Linked DNA regions of Mus musculus: regions 1, 2 and 4 are each linked to region 3. Evidence: chromatin loops called from intact Hi-C (ENCODE). Cell type or tissue: heart. All regions are shown on one strand.

Region 1 (4,000 bases), 51 kb before region 3:
CCTCCATATGCATGCTGTGGCTCACATGTGCACACACACATAAAGAAACACTTGTAGAAAACACACATTAAATAAAGTAAAAATTTAAAAATCTCCCTCTAGGTGTAGGACAAGATGAACAGCCACTGGGGTATTACTTGGCCTACACTCCTCTTTCTACCTTTGATATCCTGAGTTAGAAAGACACAGGGCCATCTTACTGGGATGATCCTACAAAGGAAAGCTGATTCCTAAGCTCCATTTCTGTTACATTTTACCTAACTGGGCAGGCATTCAGACCCTGCCTATCTTCTTCACCAGGCTTGAGAAGGTAAAGCCAGAGGAGGAAACAGGGTACCAGGACCCTTTCTCTAGCCACCAGACTCAAAAGCAACTGAAACTCAAATCTGCGTGGGCAGCAACAACTAGAAAGATATTGGAGCTGTATCCTCAACGGCCTTAGAATAGGGTCCCAAATCTAGGACCGCACATAGTTCTGACAGTACAACAAAAATCTAATAAAGACCATGCAAATTCTTGAAACAATTCTATGAGTTGTATCTGAATAATTCTATGAGTTATTTTCTGAAATAGGACTTATCGGTAATATACTCATGTATTGCCAATAATACTACTAATATAGAAGCCCCAGTCTCATACGTGCATTTATATAAGACCTGCAGGCAAATCTTGATATTTTGCTAGTTGTATACTCTGCTCTTCTCAGCCAGTACAGTCTGACGAATCACATTCCCTGGAATTCCTCCGGTTTTTATTACTAGTATTGGAGGATCCTTTCCATCTTTGAATGGCTGGAATCAGACTTAACAGTTTACAACTCTAAATTATACAGATGCTAGGACTTTGCAGGATTGGATGGCCTGAGGATGGGGCTTAGAATGTAGAATTCAATTATCTTTGGAGAGAAGAAGGACCAAGATGTGCCAATTTTCTTTCTAAAGTGTGTGTGTGTACGTGTGTGTGTGTGTTGTTGTTGTTGTTGCTGCTGCTGCTGCACAAGGTCAGAAGAACCCCTGGATGCCCTATAGCTGGAGTTGTAGGATATTATAAGCCGAGAGCCTAACCGCTGTGAACTGGGTTCTCTAGAAGAGCAGCAAGGGCTCTTAACATCTGGACCATCTCTCTGGGTTAAGATTTAAAAGCCCAACTATTGAAAGGTGACATGTTGCAGTAGGATGTCAAAGACTTGCAGGTAACTGGGAACTAGGAGACTTTAAACCATTTACCAGGACTGTTAGCCTGCAGGGCCCAAATCTGTCAGCGGGCTGAGGAATTACTGGGTTTCCTCCTCTAGCCTGGAAAGAAGAGTCTGCTTGGAAAGCAGTGACTAACAGTTAGACAAACGGGGAACAAAAATTTGCAATTCTCAGGCAATTTAACATATTCCTGGGTATGACAGGCTACTGTAGAATTTGGTCCCAATTTTTGACTCTATGGCTAAGCCCCTTTATGAAATTTTGAATGGACCCAGAAATAGTTATGGGTTTGGAACCTTTAAAAGGGGATTTGACATCTGCTCCTACCATGGGAATTTGGGGCTTGCAAAAGTCTTTTCAGTCAACATGGAAAGGATGGAGTCCTAATGTGAGTTCTCACTCAAATGATTGGAGGTGAACCTCAAACTGTGGCCTATTTATCAAAGTAAATGGCTAACAAGGGGGATTATAGGGGAGGGAAGGGTGGTAGGGGACTTTGTGTTAGACACTATAGGAAGGACTTAAACAGATGATTTGTTTGCTCTGAGTTAATCTGCACACAAAACATCTTAAAGCTGTGTTTGTTCTGACATGTTTGTTCTGAGTTAGCTTTACACACCATTGGCTTAGCAGACTGCAAAGCATATAACTGACACCACTATACATTAACCAGACTAAGCTCTGTTGAGTGCCTTCGTTCGAAGTCAAACAAGATAAGCTTAAAATAACAAAGTGAACTTCACTTTTTTTTTTCCACTTTTTTTTTCAGCAGCAGCAGCAGCAACAACAACAATAACATAGAAACTTTAGAAAGAAAATCGGCATATCTTTACCCCACTTCTCTTCAAATATCATTGAATTCTAAATTCTAAACCCTACACTCAGGCAACCAAATAAAGAAGGCACAGATAGGAGTCTTTGGAACTTGGTGGCAAAAGGGTGGGGAATGAAGAATAAACTTGAGCACTAATAATTAACTTTGGTTCTCTAGAATCCAACCTACATGATCATGCCAGCTTTTGCCTAAAGCCCAACCTAAAGATTCAATTGCTGTGTCTGTTTGCTGGTGGCTGTGATTACAGCCCGAGCTTTGTTATTCTAGTGATAGAGATGACATCTCTGTGTGAAAACAGTCAAACGAAATGGTCTGATTTATGTAAATGAAATCTTTCAACTTAGACCCAGTCAGGACACCACCGAGTTGAGTCCTGGTCCTCCCATCGTCCTAGAGCGGAGCCGGAAACTACTGGGCTGGAACGCAGATTTTGAGAGACGTGTGACTGACCCTGCGACCAGGGCGAGGGGGACGTACGGTGATCGGGTTCCAGCGGAGAGAGAACCCGCAAACTTGGGACTCTCGAGCGGAGGGTCTGGTTGATACACAGAAACTCTCCACACCTCGGAGCTGGGAGGACCAGAAGCTGGTGCGTGACGGAAGCTGCGGGGCATGGGAGAGGGAGGGAGCTCAGGACGTAGTTGGTGAGGCGGTTTCCTGCTGTTGCGCAGCTCAAGCTGACTGCAAGCTCCAGCGTATCTCCTACTTCAGCTTTCTGATGGCTGAGATTGCCAGCACTCCTGGGTTCTGTTGCTTTATTTTGTTGTGAGGGATTTTTCCCCCTTTTTTTGTTTGTTGTTGTTTGGTTTTAAGAGCGTTTCGTGAAGCCCGTGTTGGCCTCATCATTTGGCGGCGTATACTCTTAATTTGAACTCCTGTTTATCCTTCTATCTCCGAGCTCTGAGCTCATAAGCTGGAGCTGCCACACATGGCTTCTGCATGTTTAAGTAGTTACCACTGTAAGTAAATAGAATATTTGAGTAGATAATCCGAAATAGATGGGTAGACAGAGGCGGCTTTAAAAGGCATACGTGAGAGAACAGCGAATACAGAGGCCCTAAAGCTGGAGCTTGTCTGTCTTATTTAGGGATTAACGAGGGCACCAGGGTATTTCGAGCGCAGTGAATAAGATTGCCACAGAGGATAAGTAAGTGAACAAAGTGGCCATTTGGTTGTGTGAGGAACTTGGTCTTGGGTGATAGAAGGACATACTCAGACAGGTCTTGTAATTGGACACCCATAATGTGCATAGATTAGAGGATGAGCAGAAATGAAATCAAGAATGGGTTGCAAACCAAAGTTGGGTGCAATTAAAAACCTGCATCTGAGCATAGTGACTAATTTCTATAATCCTAGCACTTGGGAGAATTGCCCATTGTGGGCTAGGGAGTGAGAGCCTTGGGGAAAAGGAAAACTGGCAGGAAATCTGGCAGGAAGTGAAGACTGACTGTTGTAGTTGTGGCCAGGTGGATCCCACAGCTTTTGCTTCTGGATCAGATGTACACACACAAGAGAGAGAAGGAAAAAATAAATTCATAATTCGGGGGTCTGTAGATTTAAAAAAGGACCAAAGGTAAGTTCAGTCCACCGTTGGTGGTTCACGTCTTTAATCCCAGGTTTGGAAGGCAGAAGCAGTCAGATCTCTGAGTTCAAGGCCAACCTGATCTACAGGGCAAATTGTCGGACAAACAGAGCTACACAGAGAAACCCTGTGTGTGTATGGGGGAAGGGGTCTGGAGGGGGGGGGGGCAAAACCAAAAAAAAAAAAAACAAACCCCTGAAGATCAGCTTGGAAACCTGTGTAAAATCATAAATTCTTCAACTCTTCAAGTTTCGTCTGTAGTGTGAGGTCGTTCTTAGTGTGGTGTCTGTGGAGATTGACTAAGCAAGGGACGCACAGGTGGAGCAGCTCTGTTGGCTTGTTGACTGTGACATGAGCTGTGACTAATCAATAAGAAAAAGGTTAAAG
Region 2 (4,000 bases), 65 kb before region 3:
GGGCAATGGTGCACACCTTTAATCCCAGCACTTGGGAGGCAGAGGCAGGCAGATATCTGAGTATGCGGCCAGCCTGATCTACAGAGTGAGTTCCAGAAAAGCCAGGGCTACGCAGAGAAACCCTGTTTCGAAAAAACAAATAAACAAAAACAAAAAAGTTATGGGATGTAAAGTACCTTCAGAAGGTAACTGCAAGTGGCGGATTTCTGAAGAAATGTCCTTAAAGAGAAACCTTGTAAACTAGTGAATCTATGTTTCTGGAGCAGAAGTCTGCGAACATAATGCTCTGGAATTCACTTAGCTCAGAAACTTAAACTCAAACTTTAGTTCCAGAAGTAATTTAGGTTTTGCTTCCAATAGAGAGGAACAGGATTGTTTGCTAAGTCGCCAGCAACTGAACCTTTGGCAAGGCATACTCTAAGCAGTTACCCAACACTCTTTGATGCAGAATCTCATGATTACTTGGGTTTTCTTAGTTGCTGGGACTGCAGATCTGCAGCAGCACCAGGCAGCTGTCAAGTCCCATCGAGGCAGGTAGTTGGAGTAAAGGCAATAGGAATCCTTCACTAACTCAGCAGAAAAGATGGAGACAGGAATGGAAAAGGAATGGTGAGCCATGCGGTGGTAAACATATGACTCTAAGAAAAGATCTAACAAAAATCTAAAGGAAGAGATGTCTGTGTTCCATAGTTCTACTCCACTGGGCAAAACTGAAAGACGCAACCCAAATTTAGATTAAAATCAATAAATTTATTCTTACTGATAGTAAGATGGACTCAATCTTATGACCAAATTGGGAAACATAGAGGGCAATGGGAAGCATAAAGGTGGACATTACAATTATCTCCCTTATATGAAATCCGCAGCTGTGTGGGAAATTTGCTTTGCTCCCTTACACAGAGATAGAGAAAACGGCTCGTCCCTTTTCCCACAGGGAAAGAGGGTTACAAAAGCCAATTATCTCGTATCAGGCGCCCCATTCTTTCGTTCTTATCTCGCAGCAGTAGCTTCATTCTGTGGAGGATGCAGGCTGCTAGGAACTCATGCGAATCAACAGCTATTTTAAGCGATGCCTGGTCCAGAGTTAAGTTTTCTTATCCATCACAGTTCTGCTTATGAAAACCTTTAATCTTGGTGCTTGAGTGGTGCCTAGCAAGTTCCAAGCCAGCATATGCACCACTTAAAAATAAGCAAATAGAAACTTTATATGCCCCAGTACAGGGGAATGCCAAGAAGCGGGAGTGGGTGGGTAGGGGAGCAGGGCGGGGGGAGGGTATAGGGAACTTTCGGGATAGCATTTGAAATTTGAAATGTATATAACGAAAATATTAAAAAAAAAAAAAAAAAAAAAAAAAAAAAAAAAGCAAAGCAAATAGCCTTAAGGTGGTGGCCAGCACTTTTAATCCCAGTACCCGGGATGCAGAGGCCTGTGAATCTCTTGAGTTCCAAGCCAGCGTGGTCTACAGAGGGAGTTTCAGGACAGACAGCCAGGACTACACAGAGAAAACCTGTATCGAAAAAATAAAAAGCACAGCAATACAGACAGACAGCAGGACTCATTAATGATAATTCCTTTTGTTTCCCCTGGGGCTCAAGGTGGGGAATGTAAATAGTGAGAAGTGAAGTGACTGTCCACGCCCCAGAGGTTGAAGAGGGCTCTTGCGCAGGCTCTGGGCTGCTTCCCGCTTCCATCGGAGGCTCAGCGCCACGGTTCGGACTAGGGCTGCACCGGGCTACGCCCCGGAATTGACCCGCCTACAGCCCGCCCGTCTCTAGTGCGCCTGCGCTGTGTGCGGGTTGTGCGGGAGCTGCGTGCTCTCTGTGTTGTGACTTCTGGAATAACCGCCACCGCGGTGGTTGATTGAAGGCGGACCATGTCGCCTGTATCCCGATCTCGCCCTAATGAGGACACTCTGGGCTCTCAGAAACGACGACGTTTCTCGGAGAGCCCACCGTCGGCGTTACAGACTAGCCGATCACCTCGGGGAGGCGGTTTCGGCTCTCTCCTCAGCGGTCCTGAGGGGCTCCAGCCTCCGCGGGGTGCTCAGGGCGTCCGGCCACTGCATCCCATCAGCCGCCCCAGGTCTGGAGAACGACCGCTACCGCTGGGGATCCGTACGCTTGCCTGCTCTTCCTCTCCCATCTGTGGTGGATACCGTTACCACCACAACTATGCGGGAGATCCTTCGTGGGCTGAGGACCAGGAGAAGGAAAAGGAGGAGAGTTATAGGCAAAGGAGGCTGAAGGAAAGAGAGAGGATTGGAGAGCTGGGAGCGCCTGAGGTATGGGGACTGTCACCCAAGATTCCTGAGCCAGATTCTGATGAACATACACCAGCTGAAGATGAGGTGAAGAATCAGAAGAGTAGCAGTTCAGATTTCACCAATGAAGAAAAAAGGACAAAGACCAGTCATTCAACAAAGAAAAAAAGAAAGAAAAAGCCTTCCAAAAGGAAGCATAAAAAATATTATGACAGCAGTTCAGACTGTCATTCTAGCTCTGATAGTGATAAAAAGAAAGTTAAAACCAAGAAGAAAGAGAAGAAAAAGAAACATCGGGCAAAACAGCTCAAGAAGAAGAGGACTAAAAAAGAATACAATGACATAAGCTGCAAAGCTTCAGAAAGGGACTTGCCAGAAGATGCGTGGATGGAACAGTCGATGAGTGCAGAGAGCATGGATTTAATAGGCCCAGAAGCACCTGTGATACACACCTCTCAAGATGAGAAACCTTTGAATTATGGCCATGCTCTGCTTCCTGGTGAAGGTGCAGCAATGGCTGAATATGTAAAAGCCGGGAAGCGTATCCCACGAAGAGGTGAAATTGGGTTGACAAGTGAAGAGATTGCCTCATTTGAATGTTCAGGTTACGTCATGAGTGGTAGCAGGCATCGCCGAATGGAGGCTGTAAGACTGCGTAAAGAGAACCAGATTTACAGTGCTGATGAGAAACGAGCCCTTGCATCCTTTAACCAAGAAGAGAGGCGGAAGAGAGAAAATAAGATCCTAGCCAGCTTTCGAGAAATGGTGTACAGAAAGACAAAAGGGAAAGATGACAAGTGACAACCTGTTTGTTTCACTGTGGGACGTTTAACAACAAAGGCTTTGTATGGCCAAAGTAATAGTAAATGGTTTTACCATTTACCAGTGCTATTGTACCTACTGTGTTAGTAAAAAGCACTTTTTGAGATGTCATTAAAATTTTTTACAAACATTGCAGAAAAATGACTAAAAAGTTGAATGTCACTTCAGTCCATGATTTACCTCCCTAAAAAAAAAAAAAGTCTCTGTATCCTTCCATGGTTTTTGTGCATATACAAGTTTGTATTTTGCAAAATAGAAGTTAGTACTACTAAACTGAAAAGTGCCTAGTCCCCCATCTGCTACGGTGATTTCCCCCTAACCCCGTCAGGAGGATTTTAATTTTTGGAGTCATTTGTCCCCGGACAAAAAGAACGTAAGAGCAATGCCCAAGAAGCTGAACGTTTTGGAACTATTTGGATCCAGTGGGCAGTGTTCTTCTGACTGTAGTTAGCAGACTTGTTTAAGGAGATGGAATTTTGTAACTGGAAAGTCTGGGAAACTGTTTCTAGCAGGATGTTAATACACCTTGAACTTTTTCCCACCATCCTTTTCTATGGCTCTGTTTTCTTTAAAGTGGTTTCCCTTTTAAAACAAAAGAGCTGCCAAATCTCTTGAAAGAACATTTCTTTTTGAAGGGACTGGGCATTTTCCACTTTGAACCAATGCTGTTTCTTCATAAGATGAAAGTAGCACCAAATGCTGTATGTTGTAAAAGTGAGATAGGAGTGCTCTTCATCCGACCCTGGGCCACACTCTCCTCTGTTCCTACTTAGTACCAATGGGGCGATCACTGGCTTGACCCAAATGGTATGCATATATGCAAATGCCAATGGTATACAAGTCTAGTGCTAACAATATTCTGGTAATCTGTTAATATATACTATTCTTGAAATTACTGATATAATAGAACTTTTATA
Region 3 (4,000 bases):
GTTATAGGAGATGAATATAATTGGTGATAATCGTACTAAGCAAATGAATTCACATTCAGAAAGACAAATATTGCATGCTTTCATTTGTAGTTCCTAGATTTCATATAGATAAATAAGACCACGCGTACTTATGACACAAAAATAGAAGCAATGCTGTCTATAGTAGTGCTTTCAACCTGTGGGTCATGACCTCTTTGGGACCTCTTTCACCAAGTTCACATATCAGATATACTACATATCACATATTTATATTATGATTCATAACATCTAAGTTACAGCTATGAAGTAGCAATGAGAATAATTCTGTGGCTGGGATCACCACAACATGATGTCTCTTTGTGTGTGTGAACCACTGGGTTTAATTGTGTTTACTTGCATGACCATGAGTGGGGCTGTTTTGTTTTGTGAGGATGGCTCTCACCCTGTAATCCAGAACTCCAAGCTGGCCTGGAACTTGGAGCTGTAACTTGAAGTGGCTCTTCCTCCTCAGCTTCCCACATGCTGGGATCATAGGAATGAGCCAATTTCTCTGGCTTTCAACTATCTATCCTTAATAAATAAAGCCTTTCTGTTTCTGTTGAGGTCTCTTTTATATTTTCTTGCTACTGTAATGATTATCTTTTAAGGTGATGTTTTCTTATTTGTGTTTGTTATAAAAATGTAACTATCAATATCAATTTTGAAATTTTAGTAGCTTTGCTAAATTTGCTAATTATAAGTTGAAGATTAAATTATCTTGGCTTTTTCTATAAAGGGCATTCAGAATGGTCCTGAAAACTGTTATATGTTGCCGGGCGTGGTGGCGCATGACTTTAATCCCAGCACTCTGGAAGCAGAGGCAGGCAGATTTCTGAGTTTGAGGCCAGCCTGGTGTACAGAGTGAGTTCCAGGACATCCAGAGCTACACAGAGAAACCCTGTCTCGGAAAACAAAAACAAAAACAAAAACAAAAATACTGTTATATATTTATAATTAATAGTTTAATTTCCTCTCACTTTTATTTTCCCTTTTCATGCAGTTTCTAAACAAACATTTTCTTATGCATTTCCCTAGGGCTTCTTTATGACGATAGAGAACATATAATTTTCCTTTTTCTTGACATCACAGAGATTTCAGGAAGGCTATATAGGAGCTCATTCTTTTGCTATCTTCCCTTAGTTGTCCTTGGAAAAAACAAATTTTGAAAGTCTCTTGGTGCTAGAGTCATCTTTCCTGGATAATGTAGCTACCACCTGTGATCCAAGATGCTTTTCTTTATAAAGAATAGAGACCATCACTAAAAACCCAATTGGATACAGAACAAAGACTGACAGATCATGGTGGTCCCAACCCCAACAGATACATCCACATCATGTCTCCTGCATCTATGGCTCAGAGGACATGGAGGAAGAGGAGGCAAAAAAAAAATTGTAAGAAATCTAGGATGTCAGCTGTGAAACAGCCTCCAAGAAATGGCTGCATACACAAGACTGAAACAATTGCAGTATCAATAGACAATATCAATATCAATGGAAGGGGGTAAAATTTCACAGGGTGCCACCCCAAACCAAAGAACTACTGGCAACTATTGACTGCTGGGAAATGGAGAATTAGTCTCTCCCTAAGATGAGCCCTCTTATTAGCTGTCCAATGCAGTCTTGAAACCTTGAAATCATATGCACACAAATAACATATAAAAACAAAAACTTAGCCAGTGGAATATGTACATATATAGATACAGATATCTCTATATCTGTATAGATATAGATATATACTTGTTCATGCACATACATATATACAACATATATACATATACACAAACACACATGAATGTAGCAATAACAAAGAAAAGAGGCTATCAGCTTGAGAGTGAGAGGGTAGGAGAAAAGACTAGGGGGAGGAAGGAAAGTGATGTAATTCTACTTCAGTTAAAATTTTTTTCTTTTTAAAAGTCTTTTTACGAGGCAACCAAGAGGACGGAAAAAACTGGAGGAAGTAAAGGGAGGAGAGAAAATGTTGCATTGCTACTTCAGCTAAAAGAATTTCTTTTTAAAAGTCTTTTTACGAAGCAACCACTAAGAGGAGGGAGAAGGGGGGGATCATAGAGTGTCGCTGGTGCCTAGAGAAGCCGGAAGTGCTCTGTGCCCCGCCCCCCGGGGTCGGACTTTCGACACTTTTGTGACTGCGGGGTGCTACGAGGTGCTGCGTTCGCGGGTGGGTTTGGGTCCCGTCCTGTTACCGTCCTCCCGCAGGGGTCGGCTGCTTGTGGGGGTTGGGGGTGGGACAAAACATCTTCCTCCGCGGCCTAGTGGCGCCGAGAAGATAAACTCGGTGGCCACTTGGGCCGAGCGCCCGACAGGGCCTCGGGCGCCTCGCCTCAGGCCGGTTCCGGGTGTCTGGTCAGTCTCAGGGCGTTTGGCGATGGGATTCTCGGGTCTTGTACTTAAGCTTTGAAAATGGGAGACGTCACAGTTTTGCTTTTCCTGGAGACAAGGTCAGTTCCAAGGTCTTTATTCTGGGGTACTGGAAGAGAGCCAGAACTTTGGAATCGGGTTGCTTGGTCGAATCTGGCCTCAGCTCCTTTGTGACTTCTCCCCCCAGTCCCTTAACCTTTCTGTGTTTTGCTATTTTAGGGGATAATGATGTCGCCTAACTTACTGGATTGTTGTGAGGAATAAATGGCTTCATTTGTGCAAAGGTGCTTAAAATAGTACCAGGCACGGGGTAATCTGCACAGTGTAAAGATAGCTGTTATTATTCCTGTTGCTTTTCCTAACTAGGACAGCACTTTCTCTTCATCGATCAGCCTTGGTACTGGCTGTTGTCTTTTGAATGTTAGTACTATTTATCAGTTCTCTTTATAATGAATGATTTCTGTATTTTAGGAGGGAAAATAGAACATTCTGGAAAAGAGCCTATCCCACAGCAAAGAGTAAAAGTGGTTTGTGTAGTGTCTTGTAATGGTCAGGCTCACAGAGGTTTAAAATCCTGGGGATGCCTTTTTTTTTTTTTTTTTTTTTTTTTGGTGGGAGGAGGAGCTTGAGAAACAGGAGGAGCGTCTAACCGCGAAGGATTAGGACCCTGTTGTAAGCAGACATTGCTGCCGACCTGCCAGCTTTCTGACCCTCAGCGAGATTCCTCTCCAGTGTGAGAACCACACGGACGGCTGATAGTTAGAAGTGATGATAGGTAGATTGGCGATAGATTAGAGATAAGTCGATCTGATCCTGAGTTCCCACTAACACCCTTTGTTCTTTTTGCAGGTTTTTAAAGCTAATATTGACCATACACAGTTTGCCATGGTCATTGAGTTGATGCCTCTTGTGGTCTTTGAAAGTCCTTTCATCTTCCTTCTTTTTCTTAAGGAATTGGATCTTTAACCTCCTGAGGGTATACAGGGATCCCTGAAGCATTCTTTTCTCTATTTGTAACTTAACAAAAAACAAAAACAAAAACAAAACCCTTGTCTTTGGTTTACTTATTTGGCAAACGCCTGTGTTGGTAAACAGTCTTCTGATCCTGTACCTTTGTACTCTGCCCAGCTGGTGAGACTCCAGATAGGCAAGCTGACAAAACGTGAGTGTGTGAAGCCGTTATTAAGAATGTATCAGTGTTCATTTTTCTAGCCTCAGCTCTACTCTTCTTCCTTGATCCCAACAAAATGCTTTGGCCTGTACTCAGGAAAGAAAGAAGATAAGGTTTTGTTTACTATTTAAAATGACATTAGTAAAGATTTGAATGTGAATCAGAGAGAAACTCCATCTCACCTGCAGTAGTAGGCCCACCATTCAGCCATAAATCTTATAGTCCTCTTCAGTCATGCTTTTCCTGCCTTTCCCCCATCCGTCCTTACCAGCCTCCCTTTTCCTTCCTTTTCCTGCTCTCCTTCCCCTGTCTTTCTTTCATTCTTTTTACAGCTAACTAGAGGCCAAGACAACAGATCCCTTCATCTGCAGGTACAGCAATGTGCTATAAAGTAGGAGCTTTAATTTAGACATACTATCATGAACAGAATTGATAG
Region 4 (4,000 bases), 100 kb before region 3:
ATAAAACCAACAACAACAGAATCTCACCAATCAGGACACTTGGCCATGGTATTTTATTACAGCAATGAAAAGTTACAAATCCACTGTTTCCAGTTCATTTGAGTAATATAATCCTGAAATGTGAGTTGTAAGTGCTAGTCTTTAACAATCTGTGGTCTTCTGAAAGTCCTGGAATAATTTTCAGAGAAGTTATGATTTTGAAGGTGTTCTCTCCATGCTGAGGAGTAAGCCCTTAAACTCTAGCAATTACTGTGAAACTAAATGACATCCCCAGTCTGAGACTTTAAAAAAACAAAACAAAACAAAACAAAACAAAACAAAACAAAACAAAACAAAACAAAAATCAATGCCAATTACTTCCTCTGGTGAGAACAGACATCCTGACGGCTTGGTAGAGTCTGCTCAGAGTGAAGCTGGAACGGAAAGGAATCCAACCTGGCTGTGACACATTCGTAACCTTGGTTGTTCAGGAACTTCGTCCTTCCCTTCTGTTCACCTAGGACCTCTGGATTGTGTTCACAATGTACAGTAGCCTCTCTACTCTAACATTATAAAAAATGCCTCTCACATTACCCTGACAATCTTATGGTTTTATGTTTAGCATTTATGGCCTTGACTTACTGGAACTGCTTCCTGTTGCATAAAGTAGGGATCCAGTTTGATGTCCTTCCAAAAGATTATCCATTTATTCTTATACATTTATTGAAGATGGTTCTTTTTCTTACTGTTTTCATTACACCCATCTCTGGACAGCTATACCATTTGTTTCCTTTGCCCCATATCGCATTATTAATGTGTCATGGCTTTATAATATGCTTTATAGCCCTTAAGGCAGGCCCCTTCTTTTTTTGTTTGTTTTATTTTCCTAGTTTTATTTTATATGAATGTGAAAATCTACTTCTGAAGAGTTGGTAGTTTTAGGGGAATACTGTTTAAATTTACAAATTATTGTTTTATGCTAAGGATAAAATCCAAGGCCTTGATTTGCTAGGCAAAAATGACTGGTTTACATTCTCAGCCACTGAAAATTACTTCTGAGATTGATCACTGAGAGCTAAAAGCCCAGGAGGTGATCCACCTGGGAAGGAAAATTCGGGTTGACATATGTCTCACCTCAGAAACTTAGTTTTCTTATACTTTAGAAGAGTGTTTTATTTTCTTCTCTGCGTGGTTAAGGAAATAAAAATGTTATTGAAGACGTTCTGAGTAATCATAGCCTCCTTTCTTCACTACCAGCTGGCCCGAGCTCACTAACCACAGAGATGAAAACCTCCGGCATCCTAGAGAGCACCAAGCGTCCGCGTGCCAGAGGGCGAGCTGAGCTCCTCTAGCCTGGCAGTTGGCCCTCTCAGTCAGTCAGTTTCTGGGTGAGTTCGTTACCTAGTTAGCACCAGGGTTTTGCAGAGGGCAAGCCTGTTCTTGCCTTGCACTTCCAGCCTTCCTTTTTTCGCGTGGGTCCCGTACTCTCCACCCCTCACCCTCTCCTCTCCTCTGGAGAGCCGGCTCCCTACCTGGGCGGGACCGGGGCGGGACCGAGGCGGGGCCCGGGCGGTTCCTCAGAACTGCAGTCTGTGGAGCGACTGGTTAATGCGGGTGAATACTGAATTTCCGCAGGGGGAGGTCCTAATTGTCTCTGCTCTGGGCTCCTCCCTTAGGTTTGTGTTCATCTTTGAAAATGTTACCCAAAGGGAATTTACTGTTACTGTTTTACTGATCTGCCCTTTTCACGGTAGCTTATTGGGGGTGCATACTGGGAGGGATGCACATTGCCACTGTAGAGACTGTAACTGGAAAAAAGACAGGAAGGCAATTATTATAACAAGAATTTGGAGGACAAATTAGCTTTGCTTTCCAGGGATGCAACTGGTAGCACTCTAGGTTCTCCGCATGGTCTGACTTGTAAATCTAGAATAGTGAACTGATAAAGCATTTTCTCTGTCACAGTTTTCACGGGGGACTAGACAACGCTTTTGCTAAGCTACTCTGTTTTCATAGCAGCAGCCACTACAAGAGCACGTTACAATGGACCACCTTGTTAGAATGAACTAAGCGTACCCCTCAACCCCCTTACAGTTAAAATGATTGGACTTTTAGGTGGTAACCATTTCTGTCAGTGATGTTATTTCTTTTTCCAAACTTAAATTAGCTTTCTTCTCTTTACTCATAAAATTCTTCATCTACACTATTTGCTAATCTCTTCAACATCTATTTTGTTTTAAGTTTATTTTAACGTTATTCTTAAGTGTTTTGTAAAGTACAGACTATACATTATTCTCTTCTAATGCCAGGGTTCAAACCCAAGGTCTTGTACAAATTAAGCAAGTTCTATACTGATGACCTGTGTCCCCAGCCCATACTCCTTAGTTTTATATTTGTGTGTACTCATTGTTTTCTTTACCTTTAAGAAAGACAGACATAAATAGCTATTTGTGTCAGATGTTCATTCTGGTAGTTCTGTGATGTTACTCTCTTGATGCGGGTGAATGAAAACATTTGATCTGTGATTTGGCTCCTGTTTGGTTAGTGCCCTCATATTGTGGAACAAATGCTTGAGAGTTCTAGTTAAGTCTGGATCATGTATTATTGCCATACTTACAGTCCATAAATTATATTTGCAAAAAAATGTATGTTTGTCATTACAGGAGTCAAGGCCAGAGTTGTGAGCAAAACATTAACTTTAAAAGATTTTATAAGGATGGACCCAGACCAAAAGGTCTCTATCATACATACTAAGGATTCTTTACCAATTCCTGAGAAAGAAAAAGTCTCTCAGTGTGAGGACAAGTTAGAAGACTATAATAAAGGCAGGCCCAACGAGGGCAAACGGCATAAATGCAATGAATGTTGGAAAATGTTTACCCAGAACTCAGGCCTCATTCAACATCAGAGAATTCACACTGGAGAAAAACGCTATGAGTGTTATCACTGTGGAAAAGCCTTCTATTAGTGTTCAACCCTCACTGTGCATGAAAGAGTCCACACTGGGGAGAAACCCAATATCTTTAACAAGTATAAGAAAGCCTTTAGTATGAGAAGACACTTGATTGTATACCAAAGAGTCCAAAATGAAGAGGAGCCAAATGACTGCAGTGAATGTGGGAAAGTTTTCGGTGTGAGCTCAGCCCTCATCAAACATCAGAGCATACATACAGGTGAAAAGCCATATGCATATGATAAGTATGGGGAAGTCTTCAGTGTGATCTCAGCACTCATCAAACATCAGAGAATCCATACTGGAGAAAAGCCATATAAGTGGAAGAAATATGGCAAAGCCTTCTATGTGAACTCAGTGCTTATTAGTCACCGGAGGGTTCACTCTGGAGAAAAGCCATGTGAGTGTGGGAATGTAGAAAAGCATTCAGTCAGAGTCAAACCGAGTGATCACCAGAGAATCCATACTGGAGAGAAATGCTACGAGTTTGATGAGTGTGGGGAAGGTTTCCGAAGATACTCTAACCTTACCAAACACCAGAAAGGACATAACAAAAGAAAATGTCAGCAGTGATGTACATGGGAAAGGTATTCTAGGTGCCTTTGGTTGCATCAAAAGAATATGACCAAAAAAAAAAAAAAAATCCACATACCCTCTCTTGAAATACTGAAGAAAAGTTGCTGGAAACAGCTTCATCATTGCACACAAGCTTCTGAAGTCACCTGTCCTCTCTTTAGAATTCAGCTTTACAACTCAAGATGGTTTGTTTTTATTTTTCTTAATATAAATCGTTTTCCAGAGGCCAGGGAAATAACTCAGCTCATCCAAAGCCCACATAAGAAACCCAGATGTCCAGTGGAGCAGGCATCTATAATCACTTTTCCTGAAAATTGAGGCAAAGGCAGGAAAAATGCCGCATTCAGAAGCTTCTGGTCCAGCACCTATAGTATGAGCACAGCTGCAGAAAGAAGAAACCCCTCCTCAAACAAGGGGGAAGACAAGAGCCACCTCCCAAAAGTTATCATCAGACATCCACATGTACACACTCATACATCATACTCATATTCC

What was found. Peaks named below come from ENCODE experiments on the same cell type or tissue, not always from the same donor. Only the 100,000 strongest peaks of a DNase experiment are listed, where the experiment ranks them.
Region 1: it touches region 3 in a loop (5-fold over the local background); 28 of 42 quality-filtered maps call a loop at or near these places.
Region 2: a loop joins it to region 3, with 2.5 times the contacts of the local background. A loop is called at or near these places in 22 of 42 quality-filtered maps.
Region 4: a loop joins it to region 3, with 5 times the contacts of the local background. A loop is called at or near these places in 8 of 42 quality-filtered maps.

The regions. Positions count from the first base shown.
Region 1 is chr13:21,452,198-21,456,197 of GRCm38, reverse strand. Zscan26 (zinc finger and SCAN domain containing 26) reads left to right here and starts at 2,471. Exons shown (of 6, transcript NM_001347491.1): 1 at 2,471-2,620. In heart, no CTCF peak of the experiment used is centred here; a DNase peak (open chromatin) is centred at 2,467; H3K4me3 peaks cover 1,784 bases; H3K27ac peaks cover 1,781 bases.
Region 2 is chr13:21,466,316-21,470,315 of GRCm38, reverse strand. Nkapl (NFKB activating protein-like) reads left to right here and starts at 1,815. Exons shown (of 1, transcript NM_025719.3): 1 at 1,815-3,269. The coding sequence starts at 1,875. The coding sequence ends at 3,062. In heart, a CTCF peak has its summit at 1,591; a DNase peak (open chromatin) is centred at 1,775; H3K4me3 peaks cover 1,877 bases; H3K27ac peaks cover 978 bases.
Region 3 is chr13:21,400,865-21,404,864 of GRCm38, reverse strand. Zkscan3 (zinc finger with KRAB and SCAN domains 3) reads left to right here and starts at 2,110. Exons shown (of 6, transcript NM_001145778.2): 1 at 2,110-2,193. In heart, no CTCF peak of the experiment used is centred here; a DNase peak (open chromatin) is centred at 2,154; H3K4me3 peaks cover 2,291 bases; H3K27ac peaks cover 1,997 bases.
Region 4 is chr13:21,503,875-21,507,874 of GRCm38, reverse strand. It overlaps the pseudogene Zfp389. Among named protein-coding and RNA genes, the nearest start is that of n-TSgct2, 13 kb to the right of the region's middle. In heart, no CTCF peak of the experiment used is centred here; a DNase peak (open chromatin) is centred at 1,534; H3K4me3 peaks cover 1,154 bases; H3K27ac peaks cover 668 bases.